Regions from separate parts of the Mus musculus genome. Here all the other regions are linked to region 3. Evidence: chromatin loops called from intact Hi-C (ENCODE). Cell type or tissue: left cerebral cortex. All regions are shown on one strand. Each heading gives the region's core, and the rest is flanking DNA. Links, peaks and the distances in the headings are about the cores only.

Region 1 (5,500 bases), core at 582-4,581, 370 kb after region 3:
ACTGCTCCAACATGGGGCTCTCCTTGGAGGATCCAGAGCGCTTGAGAGCACGTTGCAGAGAGAGCTTCAGGGATGCTTTGTGGGAAGAGACTATTTCTCAGACATATTTGGTTTTTTTGTTTGTTTGTTTTTGTTTTTTCCTGTGGTGCTGCCAGCCTTGGAACCCAGGGCCTTGAGGTAGGCAAGGGCTCCCGGCTCTTGTTTCTTGGACCTTTGTTCAAATGTGTGCTGTGTGTTCACAGCTGTGGAGAGCAGGGCCCAGGGGTCCAGGCCAGCATCACTCGGGTTGGGAATGAGCAGCCACAGACGCGGGGCGTGTGCCATCCTGTCCCACCTGCTCTGAATCTTAAGGACAGAGGTAACAGGGGAGGGGGACCGAGGGGGAAGCCGACTGTCTCAAGAGAGAGGGGGAGCAGGCATGTCTCAAGAGGGACAGCCAGATTTAGCAAACAAAACATAACCAAAAAAATGCAGGTTTAGCAAACCACATCACAGATGGAGCAGATCAAATTGCCCAGTGAAATGTGAATTCTGGGTGAATGGCAAATACATTTTTAGCATAAGTGTGCCCCAACCTTTGTCCTGGGCCCTATCTGGCAAGGCCTGTTTGCTGGGTGGAGCAGAAAAGATGCCCAGACAAGGTGACCTCCCCTGGACCTCAATGTTCCTGTGTGTCATGGAAACCCCCTCATCCAACACAGACAGGAGTGAGAAGCCCCTGGAGCCTTCAAAGGCTGCCTTAGACAGAGACAACAGAATGCTTCCCTGGGAGGTGACGACTATCCTACCATCCTATACTTCTCAGCTTGGCAGAGCTGAGGCAGGAGGATCAATTGGAGGTCATAGGATCTGGTAGAAGCATTTACTTATCATCCATCCATCCATCCATCCATCTATCCATTCATCCATCCATCTATCTATCCATCCATCCATCCATCCATCCATCCATCCATCCATCCATCCATGCATCCATCCATCCATCCATCCACCCACCCACCCACCCATTCATCTATCTATCCATCCATCCATCCATCCATCCATCCATCCATCCATCCATCCACTCACTCACTAGTGCCCACCCCCGCCTCCTGTTTACCTAGCATATTCTGGAGAATGAAAACATGGCACTGAGCAGAAATGGGCTCTTCTTGGCACTGACGGCCAGATGGCGTAGGGCATGGGGCTCCTCCAAGAATCCCTCAAGATCCTTGAGTGCTTGAATAACTGGTCTGCTGGTACTTGAATTGGTCTAGGGTGGGAGGCAGAGACAGAAGTACTCTCTCCCTTAGAAGGTGTTCTATTTCTACATTTATTAATTTATGTGTGTGCCTGCCTTTGTGTGGTGGTATTGCAGTGTGCATGTTGAAGGTCAGAGGCTAACTTGCTGGAGTCAGTTCTCTCCTCCCCACAGGCTGCTTCTACTCAGGTGTTCAAGATTCTTGGCAAACATCTTTACCTGCAGAGCCATCTCCCAGGCCCCAGCACCGCCTTCTTCTAACTAGGAGTAATGACAGCACCATTGGCTGAGGGTTCATAAAGACAGGCGATTACAGTATAATTTGCCTTTGTTGGTGCCTGCCTGTTTTCTTCCCTTCCCCTTTCTTCTGGCAGCATTGCTGTGCAGCCCAGGCTCCTTACGAACTCACAGTCCTCTTACCTCAGCCTCCAAGTGCTGTGAAGACAGACAAGGGCTACCCGACAACACCTCATTCCATCTTCGCTCATTCTGGGCACCTCCCTCTGCTGAGGTTTGGTCTGTTGCCATTCATTGTAATGCTAAATACTGGCCCCCAAAATCTGGTTGTCTCAGGGACAAGGAGATCCTCACGAGCACCAAGTGATGCTATGTGACCTTGCCCTTAATTTAAAACTATTGGTTGAATAGAGATGCCCACAACCTATAGCTGGGCAGAAGACAGGTAGGCAGAGTTTCGGTTCCTGGGCTTGGGGTCTGAGGAGAGAGGGAGAAGGTCAAGAGAGAACACACCATGGGATAAGGGATCGTGAGAACTGGCCATAAGGTCTGGCCAGTTGGAGTGAGAGCGGGGAACATGGCAAGCCATATTTCTGGGTTATTGACAGGGAAGTAGATATTTCCTAGTAGCTTAGAGGGTAGACATTTACCCAGCTCTAGTGCTGATTAAGGCTTAACAAAATATAAAAGTTTTGTGTCTTTTATCTGGGAACTGAATGGTCCAAGGCAGGGTAGAAACCTCCGACTGAGATTAAATAATTTCTACAACAATCCTCTGCTCATGGGGATAGCGTTCCGGCCCCTCTTTAAGGGTCTTCAGGCAAGAGTGCCTCTCTGCCCAGCACTCCCTTTTCAGGTAGCTCTGCATCTGAATGTGTTAGATACTGGAAGGCATGAACCACTGGTTAAAAAGCCCCATCTTTACCAATGGGGCATCTGAGCCAGCCAAGGCCTGTGCCTGGTTTCAGGTCTGAATGGACCTTGCGTCCTATGTCCCATGGATGCCAGCCCTCGGAGTTTGCTGAAGGCAGTCTCTGAGTCACAATCATACCTGTCTCATCCGTGAAGACTCACGTGAAGACTCACTAAGTCCCCCTCTCTGCGGAGCCTGGACAGCAGCACACCATGCCGTCTGCTGCCTTCTCTGCAGGACAATGCTGCCACCTAGTGGCCACACTCACCGCTGCCTTCTGGAATCCAGACCGGACCCAGATGCCAGCTCCAGGGGAGGTCCCAACACAAACCTCCCACACAGCCCCCCCCCCCCCCCCCGCTGAAAGGCTGCCCACGCCGCTCGTTGTACAGCTTAGTGATGGTGCCTATCCTGACCTCATGGTGTTGTTTGACCACGGGCAAATGCTATTAATGAACTACAATCCAGAAATGGAGAGCACACCTGTGAGGGATTTTGGGGGAAGGGGGTTGGTTTGAAGTGGGTGGAGCCTCTTTTAGTGCAGACCTTTGAGGTAGGAAGACACAGGCCTTTAATCTGGACCTTGGGGCAGGCAGACACGCCTTCTTCTGCTGGAAGTCTATGTAAGACATAGAAAAGGGAAGCTCCTGCGCTTTTGCCCTGCCAGCACGTCCATTCCATCCCTGGCCCTAGAGCCTGCTTATTCAAGGTTTCAGCATCTACTAAGGATCAGCTGAGACATCCAGCCTTGTGGATTGAGCAACTTCTGGATCCTTAGAGTTTCCGTTCACAGCCATTGTTAGACTAGCCAGAGTCCTTGAGAAACCAGAGACATTTACATTATAATTCATAACCTTAGCAAAAATACAGTTATGAAGTAGCAATGAAAATAACTTTACAGTTGGGGGTCACCACAACCTGAGGAATTTTATTAAAAGGTTGCAGCATCAGGAAGGCTGAGAACCATTGCTCTAGAGTGCCCTAAATGCAGGCACCAAACTGATAGCTCATACTAACTAGCATAGCAGCAGTGTTCTGTAATTCTGTCTGTCTGTCTGCCTGCCTGCCTGTCTGTCTGTCTTTCAGACAAGCTCTCACTAAGTAGCTCTGGCTGTCCTGAAACTCACAGTATAGACCAGGCTGGCCTTGAACTCATAGAGGTCACTTGCTTCTGCCTCTTAAGTGCTGGGATTGAAGGCGTTCACATCACACCTGCCGGGATTCCTGTTTCTACAGGCAAGTCTCTCTGCAAGCACTTGTCCCTTCCTGCTTCTCTCTCTCTCTCTCTCTCTCTCTCTCTTCTCTGTTTCCCTCTCTCAGTATTGAGGATGGAACCCAGAACCCTGGGCCAGCTAAGCAAGAGATCTGCTACTGGCCTATAGCTAGCTCCTTTTAATTACATTTATTTATTTATTTATTTATTTATTTATTTATTTATTTATTTATTATGTGTGTGTGTATGCGTGCGTGTGTGCACACATGCATGTATGCTCATCTATGCATCTGTGTGTATGCCGCATACATTCCCAGAGATCAACAACTTTCAGAAGTTGGTTCTTGTCTTCTGCCATGTAGGTCCTGGGTATCAAATTCAGGTCTTCTGGCTTGGTAGTAAACACCTCTACTTACTGCACTATCTTGCCAGCTCAAACTTTTAATTAATTCTTTTCGAGTCAAGGTCTTACTATGTATCCCAGAGTAGCCCCTATCTTGTGATTCTCCTGCCTCAGCCTCTTGAGAGCTGGGATCACAGGCTCTGTACCATTTTATTCAGCTTGGTTTACTTTTTGCTCGGATATGGCTTTTTAACACTGCCACAGGATTGGTGGCAAGTACCTTTACCCGTAGAGCCATCATGCCAGAATGACAAATGCATTTTAACTGTCAATTTGACAAAATTTAGAATCACTTGGGAAGAGGGTCTCCATTGTAAATGATCTGGCTCGGGTCGGCCTGTGAGCATGTGTTGATGGGATTCCCGTTACTGTAACAAAACACCTGAGGCAATCAACTTACAAACAGGAAAGTTTTATACTGGTTTGTAGTGTTGGAGGTCCTCACCCATGACTGACTGGCCACATGGCTCTGGACCTATGGGGAGGCTGTCAACTTCCTGCAAGTTTATGGAAGAACAAAGCTATCTACCTCACAGTCAGGAAGCAAGAGAGAAGAAGAGAGGGGGTTCCATAGTCCTCCTCTGGAACCTGTCCTCATCACAAAAAATAATAAGAAACAGACAATAGAAATACCAGGAAATATAAATAAATAGCTTAGTTTGCTTAGCCAAAGGACAAAAATTCAGGTTGGATCAGGAAGACAAATCCTGCTGATTGTGAAGCAAGTCAACGTTTTCTCTTTATATTGATTGTCTTGAATACTTCGTTATAGTCATGGAAAGATAGACCTCACAGAGCTCAGAAGTAAGACAAAGAGAGGAAATTTGTAATGTAAAGACATGTGACCAATGTAAATATAGGAGCCATGAACGTCTATATATTAAATCATATAGCAGATGCAGGCCCAAGGGGCAGCTGTGTGGGATTTGGGAGACACACTTTAACCAGTTTTTCTTGTTCTTTAATAGGCAAGGGATGTAGAAAATATCCTCACATGGTCAGTAATTCTCACCTGCTGTTCAGGTGATACCACCCCACTCCTGGTATTAGTTTCAGTATTGCTGAAGACACTGTTAACTCTTGCAAGGGAAAGCAGCTAGCTACACCATACTGACTTGACAGACAGAGAAGGTGAACGGTCACATGCAGACAGCTTGTCTGCTTTATGAACCAAACTGAAAAGGATGAAGAGATGCTGGCCCCATCAGTTCTCTTCAAGGAGACACCATTGACTTAAGACTTCCCACTGTAAAAAGATCTACTATCTCTGTGACAAACACATGGGAAGATCTGTGAGGGATCTTTTTTTTTCTTCTTAAAAAAATGTAGGCATACATTTTTTACAACCTACTTTTTAATAATGGTTCAACCTCTCCTTTAGCCCACTACCCAGAAGAGGTAGTGGGAGAGAAAAGTTATTAGGATATGGGGGAAGTAGACCTGTTCAGCGATAGTTCTTTTCACAAGTTGAGCTCAACAACACTGTGTAAGGTGAAC
Region 2 (5,500 bases), core at 582-4,581, 84 kb after region 3:
TAGACATTGGGATGGCCGTGTTGGAGCCCTTCAATCTCAAATACTATTTCTTTCTTTCTTTTTTTTTTTTGATTTATTTATTTATTATATGTAAGTACACTGTAGCTGTCTTCAGACACTCCAGAAGAGGGCATCAGATTTCGTTATGGATGGGTGTGAGCCACCATGTGATTGCTGGGATTTGAACTTGGGACCTTCGGAACAGCAGTCGGTGCTCTTAACCACTGAGCCATCTCACCAGCCCTCAAATACTATTTCTGTGGTCTTCTTCAGATCCAGTCTCTACTGAGCAATCTCCTCCTTCACACTCAGGACCACCCCTTCGGCACCCTCCTCAGCTTCTGCTCTAGGACTGTCCAAGCAGGAGTCCAGGGTCATGGGATGTCCCTGCCCAGGAGGGCTTCAGATCCCATTAGGGCAACTTGGCAGGGCAGAGCTTTTCTGGAAAAGCCTGTACAGAGCTAATTTGGGGGTGTGGCTCCTTAACCCCTTCTGTGCCAGGGGCTTCTCAGACATCTGGTGAATACCATAGCCCATGCTTAGAATGATTTATGGGACTGCAGCATGAGGGCTGCCCATGATGGTGCATGTCTCTAATTCCAGCATTTCAGATGCAGAACAGAACGATCTCTGGGAGTTCAAGGCTAGCCTGGTCTATATCTAGAGTTCCAGGACAGCTAGGTCTACATAGAAAGACCCTGCTGTGTCAACAAACAAACAAAAGGATGCATTTTGATGTAGCTGTTGGGAGAGTGCTTGCCTAGCCTGCACAGGACATTGACTCATAAGCAATGCCTGAGATCCTATGCTTGTAATCTCAGCATTTGGGAGATGAGGCTGGAAGATCACAAGTTCAAGGCTAGCCTGGGCTACATGATACCCTGTCTTGAAAATGAACAAACAAAAAGTATATCTTTTTTTTTGCATTCAGACAAAATTCATGCAACGAAAACAGTTTAAAATGCAAGTCATCAAAGTATTCAAAAAGCAAGTTTGCAGCATCATGATACATACATTTCCTTATTAGCACATTAAATAATGGGGCTTGGGAGATGGTTCCGTGGGTAAAGCCCTTGATGCTGAGCCCTTGATGAGGTCCTGAGTTCAGATCCCCAGGACCCATATAAGACTGAATTCCGTGGCAAGCATCTGTAGTTCAAGTGTTCCTATAACAAGATAGGAGGAGACAGGAGAATTGCCAGAACCTCCAGGGCCAGCTTGCCTGGCATACAGAGTATCTAACAAGAGGTCCTGCCTCAAGTAAGGTGGAAGGTGAGGACTGAGGTTATGGCATGTGTGTGCTTGCACAGCACACACAGACACACACACACACACACAAGCAAGCACTTAGAAAAAAAGACTAAGGGCTGAGAGTACGGCTTAAGTAGTAGGGGACTTGCTTAGCAATTGAGATATCCTGAGTTCCATTCCAAACACTAACATCAAGCAAACAGATATAGCAGTAAGCCCTATATGACTTTCTGAATGTTGATAGCTTAGGTCTCAGGAGAGTTACAGCAACTCTCGTGATATGGGAATATCTAGGGGTGACAGAATCGCAAAGACTTCTTTCAGAATCAAAGGACATATTGATGAGCATTCAAAGACCAGCGACCATAAGGGTGGAAAGTGGGTCTACCCCAGTGTCTCAGCCCTCTCAGAATTCTATTCTCAGTCCAGGCAGGATCCCAAGAGCCACAACTTTAAGGCAAAGGGTTCTTGGTTCTTTAGGGTGGATAATGACAGCATCAAAGACTCCGTGATCTAAAAGTTAAGAGAGTGACCAGGTAGGCTTGGGTTCCGGGGAGAAAGATCACCAGAAGGGAATGCCGGAGCGCAGAGCTAAGTCCATTTGGCAGGGAGCGAGGGAAGGCAACAAGACCAAACCTGAAACACAGCAGTAACCTCACAACACAGCACCACCCCAGAGCACCACACTCTTTCTCGTCTGTCACAAAGAGCACCAAGGCTTTGTCCTGTGAGACAGGGTACCTGCCTGCAAGCTTACGCACAAGCAGACAAGACGGACACATAAGCTAGTAACAAGACAATGGCGGTGAGAGGGGAAAAAAAGATGTGGCCGGAAGAATCTAAAACATACCACATATCTGGTTAAGAGCTGACGGTGTAAGCCACAGGCATTCAAGGTGGGGTCCTTCCCTTAGGAAGTTTGTGGTGAGGACCAAAGGCCAGCAGCTCGGAAGGCTGGGTAGAGTGTGTTTTGAGGTGGTGGTAAAGCTCAGGTCTCAGCGACCTTCTCTGTAAAATGAGGATAATACTTAAATAGGTGCCTGCTGTGAGCTAATGCTTGCAGTGGGTACAGGAGACACTTGGAGATCGCAGGGAATACTGGTTTTTAGGGTGGTAGGTGTGAAGGATAGATGGCTGAAAGGACGGAAGATGGATGGGTCCAAATAAGTGTCCTCCAAATAGGTGGTACTCCATATTGCAGCAAGGCATTCGGGAGAATTGATGGATAGACAGACCCTCTGCTCTCAGGGCTCAGCTACAGCGCCGACTGTGACAATGTGGTGATAGGTGACAGGAGATGGTTAGTCAGGGTTGTGAGGACAAGCATGTTGGGAGGCTCATTGCTTTCTCTTCCCCAGCTTGTCTCACATCCCCGCTTCTGGGTTTGCCGTGGACTAGCAGGCTCAAAGGCTGCGAGAAGCCCTGATCCTGCCTGGTAGGGGACAGGAAGGCGACCAAGGCCTCCGGAGGCTGGAGTAGGGGAGCTGGTTTTCATGCATCTTCGCACACTATGGTTGCCAGACCTTTGCAGGCCACAGTCACCCGCATGCCTGAGAATCTGGGGCAGGGAAATTTGGGACACGGAGGAAGGGCAAGCAGGTAGTCAAGCCCGCCTGGCACACTTGGTAGTGGAGGTCTCCACAGGCTGTCCACCTTTTCAAGAGGCTGCGGTGCCCGGCTCTGCCGCGTTCCCGGGTACAGTTTCGCATTCAGACTGCGTTAGATTATCTGAACCCCGCTAGGCCTGCAGCGCCGCACGCAGGCGAGGGTTTTCTGGGCCGTTGCTGGGCGGAGCTTGAGCTGTAGTCGAAAGGCTCCTCGCAGACGAGTGGCGCAGCTTGTGGGTGGGCGGAGCCCAAGGGCCGATAGGCGTGGCCGGGGCTGGAGACCTAGGAGCCGAGTCTCAGCGGGTGAAATCGCTGCAATGGGTTGAGGGGCGTGGCCTATGTCCGCAGAGGGCGGTCCAGGCTAGGGAGGAAGGCCTTCGCCTATAGAGGGCGGGCCGGGAAGGGCAGAGAGCAGCTAGGCAGGGGGTGTGGTCTGTGTCTGCAGAGGGCGGGCCCTGGAGGCGTGGTCTGTGCCTGCAGAGGGCGGGGCTCGCCGCAGAGGGGGCAGCGCCGGCTGAGAGTCCTCTGCGAGCCGCTGCTGCGGCCGGTCCACAGCAGCTCTGACAGTCGCGGCGCAGGCACCGGACCCCTCACCAGCCCCACGCAGCCACCGCGACCTCCAGCTCGTCCCACCATCTCTCCCGACGCAGCGGAGCCGCATCTGGCACCTAACACCACCCCGGCCGCTCTGGAGCCCGCGCCCGCCCTGGCCCGGCCGCGCCGGGAGCCCGGCCCCGAGCTGGAGCCGCATCTGGAGCCACGGGCCCGGGGCCCTGAGCCACGCAGCCGGCGCATGGTTAACTCGCTGCTGTTCGGAGAGATGGCCTTGGCCTTCGGCTGCCCGCCGGGGGGCGGCGGCTGCGCAGGCGGCGGCGGGGGTGGCGGGGCCGGGCCGGGGCCCTCGCCCGTAACGGCGGCGCTGCGGGACGATCTGGGTTCCAACATCCACCTCCTCAAGGGGCTCAACGTGCGTTTCCGCTGCTTCTTGGCCAAGGTGCACGAGCTGGAGCGGCGCAACCGGCTCCTGGAGAAACAGCTGGAGCAGCAGCAGAGCGAGCGCGATCGGCGGCTGCGCTACAAGACCTTCTCCCGCGAGCAGGCCGTGCAGACCGGGCCCGAGCTGCTGCGGCCGTCGGCTGCGGGAAGCGGGCAGGCCCTCGGCGCGGCCACCGGCGTCAACGCCAACGCGGTGGCCCTGGGCGGCCTGCCCCCCGGCGGCGGCTCGCACCCGCAGCACTACGGTCGCCTGCCCGGGACCATCTGGAGCTACACGCAGGTGCGGCGCACGGGAGGCGGTGGCGTGGAGACTGTGCAGGGCCCCGGCGTGTCGTGGGTACACCCGGACGGCGTAGGCGTGCAGATCGACACCATCACGCCAGAGATCCGCGCTCTCTACAACGTGCTGGCCAAGGTGAAGCGCGAGCGTGACGAGTACAAACGGAGGTGAGTGGACGCGCCCCTCCTCCGCCGCTCTCAGAACCGGCAGCAGGGCCTGGCATATGGGCTGCGAACTGCGGGAGGACTAGGTCATCTAAATCCGCGAACGAGCGCAGGGAGCGCGGGATACCTGGGCGCCGACCCCTGGGGCCAGGCACATTGTTTCCCAGGGACGTAATAACCAGCGGATTTGTGGTGATCTCATTCTGTCCACATGACAGTGCGGTGTGAGGCAGCCTTGTCCCCATACTGCAGATGAGGAAACTGAGGTGAAGAGGTACCAAGTGTCTTGCTCAAGGCAGCTTGGCTAATCCGCGGTGAAAGTCAAGACTTGATCCTTTGATGGAAGTCATGGCTGGTGTGTCTCCTAGCCTAGGTATTCCCCGAGATGTTGGTGGTAGATTCCCTTTCCCATAGCAGGTGTAAAGAAAACAGTCTCAACTAGCTCATTGTCATTTTTTTTTTGTCCTTGAATTTAATGAGCTCACGTGTGAAGATGGATGGCTCTGTCCCTAGGGCCCCGGGGTCGCCTATCTTGTTCCAGGTCTTTAAGGCCAAGATCTCTGGCTTGCAGAATCAAAACCAGACACTGGCCTTTCAGAAATTCATCATCTTCTTCATACTCTCCCAAATCTCATGGTTTATTGGCTAGGTCCCATGAATTCAGCCTAAGGAATCACCCCCCCCCCCAGGGAAGAGATACTCACGGGTTAGAATAATGAGTGGACCCAGATCATGGGGTCCCGCTGGAGGTCAGGAGCCGACTGCCTGCAAGATGGCCAGTGTATTCCTTGCAGTTCAGATTTCCTGGCTGCAATACTGACATGCTTTCTGCCCGCAGCCTGCTTGACAGTAGTGTCTACTCAGCTTTCTGACTCGAGGAGGGGAAGGGTCTGTGCGTAGGTCTCAGGTCTGTGTGGGGGAGGGGCCCCTCTAGGCTCAGGCTCCAATCTCAGCTGAGTGTAATTCTGGTTTTGTTGTCTTTACTTATGAGGGAGTGGGGCCATTCCTTTCAATCCTAAACTCTCCCTGGAAGCTGTGCCTGGGCCTTCGCTCTTACCCTCTACTGAAGACCACTGCCCCGGGAAGAAGTCAGGTGCTAGCTCCCATCACCGGCAGGGGAGATTGTTAGCCACTTGGAAACCTTTTTGCTCCTCAGGGAAATCTGGACTGTAAGAAGCAGCAGCCAGTGCTCCAGGGAGAGT
Region 3 (5,500 bases), core at 781-4,780:
CTAGTCGAGAGCCTGTCTGCATGTACCCTTCTGGTTTCCAAGCACTGAGCACGCTCTGCCTAAGATGGTGTCTCTGGGTCTGCCCTGCTGTCTGAGCTGCCGTAGTCTCCTTGCTCACCTCTGTTTCCTACTTTATGGCTCCTTAGTCCTCCTGACTGTGTCTTCCCAGCCTGGCTGTTGAGGCAGCTCACTGTTTCCCTCAGAGTTAGTCTTGAGCAAGAGCACAGAGCTCACCTGTGTCCTCAGCCAAGGTCTGTGCTCATCACAGATGGCAGAAATGACGACAGAAGTCAAAGCCAGTGAGAAGAGGTAGCCAGGGCGAAGGACTCACCCACCCCAGGCCTCGCCCCGCACAGGCCCTAGGCATAGAGTCTCTAGCCTCTTTTGTGAGGCTAGGCTTGCGCTTTTTTTTTAAAAATAAATCATTCCATTCGTTTACATCTCAAATGATATCCCACTTCCCAGTTACCCATCTACATCCACCCTCTCCCCACTCCCCTTTGCCTCTATGAGGGTGCTCACCCATCACTCACCCTCTCCTGCCCCACTGCTCCAGCATCCCTGTACCCTGGGGCATCAAACCTCCACAGGACCAAGGGCCTCCCTTCCCATTGCTATCAGGTAAGGCCATCCTCTGCTACATATGTATCTGGAGTCATGAAGGCCAGACTTTTAAACCTTAATTCAGACCTTTAAACTACCAGAGCACTGGGTATGCTCTATTCAGACTCAAGAACAAAACACTTTCCAGAGCCAAGAGAGACAGCCTGGCTGCATTTGTTCCTGCAGATGCTCTGAGGGATGACGTGTTCGGATGCTCAAGTTTAACTTGAGGCTTTAGTATTTGCTCTGCACTAGTGATGAGGTCAGGTGCCGGGCCAAGGACTTGATGTAGAGAGTGCACTGGGTCCTTCCACTAGGAAGGCCATCCTCAGTTAGTCCCCATGGCAGGCAGGGAGGGATCCCTGTTGTCTCTTTCTGAAAGCTGAAGCAATGGAGCCCTGAGCTCTGGCAGCTTGCTTAGGAAGCCTGTGGTGGGATCGAAGCCCAGAAGAATCAGAGGCCTCTGTCCTGCTCTGACCTTCAGCCCATAAGACCATCAGCATTTGCCTTTCTTTGACCAGTTTAAAATGACAAAGGCTGAGGATGAGGCTCTGAGTTCTGATCCCCAGAAAAGCCAGGTGCAGGTGTAACTCTAGCGCTGGGAAACTGCCTCTAGTAGGATCCCAGGCTGAGCTTGCTGGCCAACCAGTCTAGCCAGCCGGTGAGCTTTAGGTTCAGTGAGAGAACCAATCTTAGAAAAGAAGGCGAGGGCCATGGAGAAAGACCATGTTCACACACACGCACATCACCACTCTGGGGTAGGGGAGTGTGGCTCAGCTGGAAGAGTGCTTGCTTGCTTGGGATGCATGGAACACTGAGTTCTGTCCCTCCAGCACCATATATACCAGGCATAGTAGCACAGAAGTTCAAAGGAGGTTGTCAGCTACATAGTGAGTTTGAGGCCAGTCTGGGATCAGGAACAAGACAAGAAAGAAAAACTTGGGAGTTGCAGTATTTTATAGCCCCTTGAGTGACCCCTGGACAGGTGGAAATCCTCCACTCCAGGGAATTTAAAATGGTATCTGCCACACTGTCCTAGCAGCACCCACTTCTCAAGCAGAGTATTAGTCACACAGTGGTCACCTCCCCTCCATTGCTGGAATCCCATCAGAGCATGCTGGCACAGTATATCCTATTCGTGAACCAGGCTTCTGTGACTCGGTGGGGCTGGGGGCCCTGTGCTACTCCCACTCACACTGTCTTTGCTTTCCAGGTCTTCTATCAGAAATCACCGATCCAGAGAGCTTCCTAAAGGACCTGTTGAACTCAGTCCCCTGACCATCCCCATGGAAATGAGATTGAAGCTAGCTTGCATTCTCCCCTCATTCATCTCTCCGTGTGCACTCATTTCCCCCACGGATGCTGCATTAGCACCCCCTCCTCCCTCAGTTTTCTCGGAGTGGTTTGGGGTCTGTAGGCTTCCTGTTCTATCACGTGTGTGTGTGTGCTGCGCAGGCTATGAAGTTGTCTGTAGCTCAAGCCATTGAAGGACCTATACGTACCTAGGAGCTGTGAGCTGTCCCGGCCAGCTTGAGTGTGTACATCTTGAAATAAATGAATGACTTAGTACACATTGGAAAGGGGTCTAGCTGCTGCTTGCCCAGTGCTTTCCAGTGAACTCACAGCCTTGCAGTGACACACCAGGAAGACTGCTGGAGTTGAATTGTGTTCTCTGGGGTCTGATGGTTTTTTTGTCCCTAGCCAAAAGAGGGCTCAGCAGAGCAGGCCCTGGTCAGCATCTACTTCAAAGGCCTTGAAAGCATTTGACAGTCTCCTGCTGGCTGCCAGGCAGAGAGGAGAGACTTCAGGGAAGGGTGAGAATAGTGAGAATAGCTGTGTCCACTGCTAGGGCTCTTCTGCCCACCGCCCTAGGAAGAGCCTGTGCATTGTTCTGCACCCCAAGTCGCCTGCTGAGACCTCAGTTGACAGGTGAGGCGCCTCTGAACTTAGTATCTGGACCTCTGAGACCTGCCCCCACCTCCTGGCTCCTGAGAGCCTTTCTCAGACTTCAGCAAAAGGCTGACCCAGTCACAGCCTGTCGGGAGGAAGAGCTGGCTAACTCCCATCAACCAAAGGCTTTGGTGACATCAGCCCCTCTGAATGTCTGGTTCACAAGGTTGCTCCCTGGACCAGACCATCTGGGCCTGTGATGCCTCTGGTCTCCTTTGGATGACTTCCACAACCAAGGCACCATGTTGCTTCCCCAGAGCCTTTGCAGCCAAAAGGCAAGAGTATTGTGCTTAGCTCTAACAGAGAGACAAAGGCAGTTTGTTTGGGTGCTGTCCCAAAGCCCTGGCAGGCCAGAGCACAAGCAACTGGGGGTTGAGTTAGCCCTGGAACTGCCAGGCAGGCTTCCCTTCCTGATGCAGCCTGGGGCCAGCCTGCCCTGGAGGAAAGACATAGCATCTCCTTGGAAGAGGGCTGCTTTCCCAGCTGCTTAGATTCTGCAGCTTTTTCTCATATAACTTGGGTTCAGCAAGTAAGGTGGGGACCTTGGCATTGTTCTTTTGGATCCCCCTACACATACTTGTCTGTCCTGCTGGACTCCAGAGAGGTAGTTTAGACATTGAGGGAGGGTCAGCCACTGTCCTGTCACTTAGTAAACTGGAGCAACTTCATGTGGGGCCGGGGCTGCCAGTGCAAGGGGACCACTGTAGGCCAAGGCATGTTTATGATCATCCATTACTAATGCGGCCCCATCAGAAGGCTGACCAAAGCCCCCAGAGCACGAGTCTCTCCGGACAAGAACCTGCTAGAGCCGAGCTTTTGGTTTTGAGTGAGCTTACAAAGTAGCAATAGCAGATAAAACATCATCAAACCAGGCACTCACAGTGTCCCACGGAGACAAAACACAACTCAGGGCTGGCTCCTGGCCATTCAGCTGCAGCTGCCTGGGGAAGCAACACCCAGTCAGCCGAGACGCCAGGCAGCACAGAGCGCTCTCACAGCTGACTATCTGGCTCTTCCTCTTCCTGGGCATTTTTAACATGGGCTCAGCAGTGATGACCTCTGTCGGAAGTAGTTTCCCTTCTTGAAGTTCTCAAAAGACTTTTAACACCCTCTGCTGCTTGCTGTGTGCCGTCTGGAGCCAGCCTGCCCCAGGACAGGGCCTTCTGCAGGACAGCTGACAGACATGCTTGTGTGTCTACAGTGGAGCCACCACCCTCTGCTCTGTTCAACTTGAGTAGCACTCCATCCCTTACCAATAAGAGTACACAAGACAAGTCCTCCAAGGATCTTGGGCCGAGCCCACGTTTGTCTTGATTCCCTTGTCAAGCCCAAGAGCACTTGCCAGTGCTTCTGCACCGTCCCAGAAAAGCTGCTAACACTGTAGCCCTGCAGGTCCGTGCTGCATCCTAGGGCTGGGCCTTGGCTGTGTCTGAATGGTAATGGAAAACAGGCTGGGCAGTGGACGTCGCCCCATACCTGCAACCCCTAGGCAGGAGCACTGGAGGACGTCAGACGAGCCAAGCTCTCCTTTCTGGAGCCACTCTGCTCAGCCACAGGACCCAAGGGATTGAGGCCAGCTGTTAGGCCTAGTGAGGTCTGAAGTCAGTCCACAGAAAGGCCATTCCTTTTAAACACTACTCAAGCCACTGGTACCGTCATCCTCATGTCCTTCCTGGCCTCCAGCTCTCCAAGTATAGGACCCAATTTGGGAGGAGGAGGAGGCTGTGTGTCCACATCCCACTAGGGTCAGGGGCTGGGCCAGACTCTGCCTTCATTCTGTCTGACATCAGCATTGAGATGGATGGTGGTGGTGATGCCTCTCAGAGGGAGACAGCCCCCTTATCACGCACAGCCTTGGAGGGCCCCCACTACTGTTCAGCTACTGGACCTTTCCCATCTCAAATGGCCCCTCCCACTGCCTGATCGCAGGGTCCCAGGACACTAATTCTTTAAAGTTGGAGGCATCCCATAGGAGCCTCCCTGGAGACATATCAGGGAAGGGAAGAGCGAAGACCCAGTTTTGTTTGGTGTCTGAACCCTCCCCTCCCCCGTGAGACAGTGAGGGTACAGGTGGGTCTGGGTCACCTGAGACCTTGAGGCTGGTAGTGTTTCCCAAGGGTAATGGTTTCCTCCATGGGGCCCTGTAGGGTAGGGCTCCTGCCCTATTTATGTGAGGATCTCTTCCACCTCATTGTGATATTTTGACAGGCACTGTCACTGCAGCAACACAGGCTGTAAAGGAGATATGAACAGCCAAAGTAGGGGCCTTAGGAACCAGGTCAGCCACAATCTCAGAATGGACAAAAGTACCACTCATGTGCATGTGTGCATGCTCGGCCAGCAGAGCTCGGTCACCTTAGCAGTTGCTCTCTTTCCTTTCATTCTGCTGGCCTGTTTCCTGTCTCAGGTGGGGTACCTCCCTTCCCTGACCAGTGTTTGGCTGCCACTCATCCTCTGGCCTCCCCAACAAGCCCAGAGAGCCAGGATTAGGAGCCAGGCATGTGCAGACAGAGCCACCTCTGCTGCTCAGCCTGATGACACTACACTCCAGGCTCCTTGGGCCAGCCCAGAAGTTCCCTGTACCAACAGCTTGTGTCCTTTGCTTAGACACTTTTTCTAGGGCTGGAGTTAGTAGACAGAGGGGGAAGGGACTAAGTACCCACCCCCTTATCACAGGGCACACAGGGCTAGTGCAGCACTTAGGACTGTCCCTGAGAACGGCAGGGAGGTAGGGCTGCAGAAGTGAGCCAGTGTGCTCCTGTCAATCAACTGACATGTGTCGCCTAATGTCCTTGGTTCAACTCTTGTATTATGCTGGGCTCCCAGGCCCAGTGCACATTACTCACACCCTCCCGTGAGCCCAAGGGGCTGTGGGAGACCCTGACTTCTTGGAGCAGAGGGATGGGGCAGTCTCCTGGAGAGGGGGCAGCTGAGATCCCAGGACATT

What was found. Peaks named below come from ENCODE experiments on the same cell type or tissue, not always from the same donor. Only the 100,000 strongest peaks of a DNase experiment are listed, where the experiment ranks them.
Region 1: it touches region 3 in a loop (4-fold over the local background); 5 of 42 quality-filtered maps call a loop at or near these places.
Region 2: it touches region 3 in a loop (2.2-fold over the local background); 9 of 42 quality-filtered maps call a loop at or near these places.

What each region holds. Positions count from the first base shown.
Region 1 is chr4:139,856,220-139,861,719 of GRCm38, forward strand. No RefSeq gene overlaps it. Among named protein-coding and RNA genes, the nearest start is that of Gm46873, 26 kb to the left of the region's middle. In left cerebral cortex, for the core only: a CTCF peak has its summit at 2,630 (motif pointing left); a DNase peak (open chromatin) is centred at 2,624.
Region 2 is chr4:139,571,297-139,576,796 of GRCm38, forward strand. Iffo2 (intermediate filament family orphan 2) reads left to right here and starts at 3,424. Exons shown (of 9, transcript NM_001205173.1): 1 at 3,424-4,301. The coding sequence starts at 3,652. In left cerebral cortex, for the core only: CTCF peaks have their summits at 3,022, 3,230 and 4,070; DNase peaks (open chromatin) are centred at 3,191, 4,160 and 4,501; H3K4me3 peaks cover 1,995 bases; H3K27ac peaks cover 1,823 bases.
Region 3 is chr4:139,487,351-139,492,850 of GRCm38, forward strand. Ubr4 (ubiquitin protein ligase E3 component n-recognin 4) reads left to right here. Exons shown (of 106, transcript NM_001160319.1): 106 at 1,817-2,183. The coding sequence ends at 1,881. Among named protein-coding and RNA genes, the nearest start is that of n-TVaac1, 60 kb to the left of the region's middle. In left cerebral cortex, for the core only: no CTCF peak of the experiment used is centred there; DNase peaks (open chromatin) are centred at 784, 2,852 and 3,505; H3K27ac peaks cover 728 bases.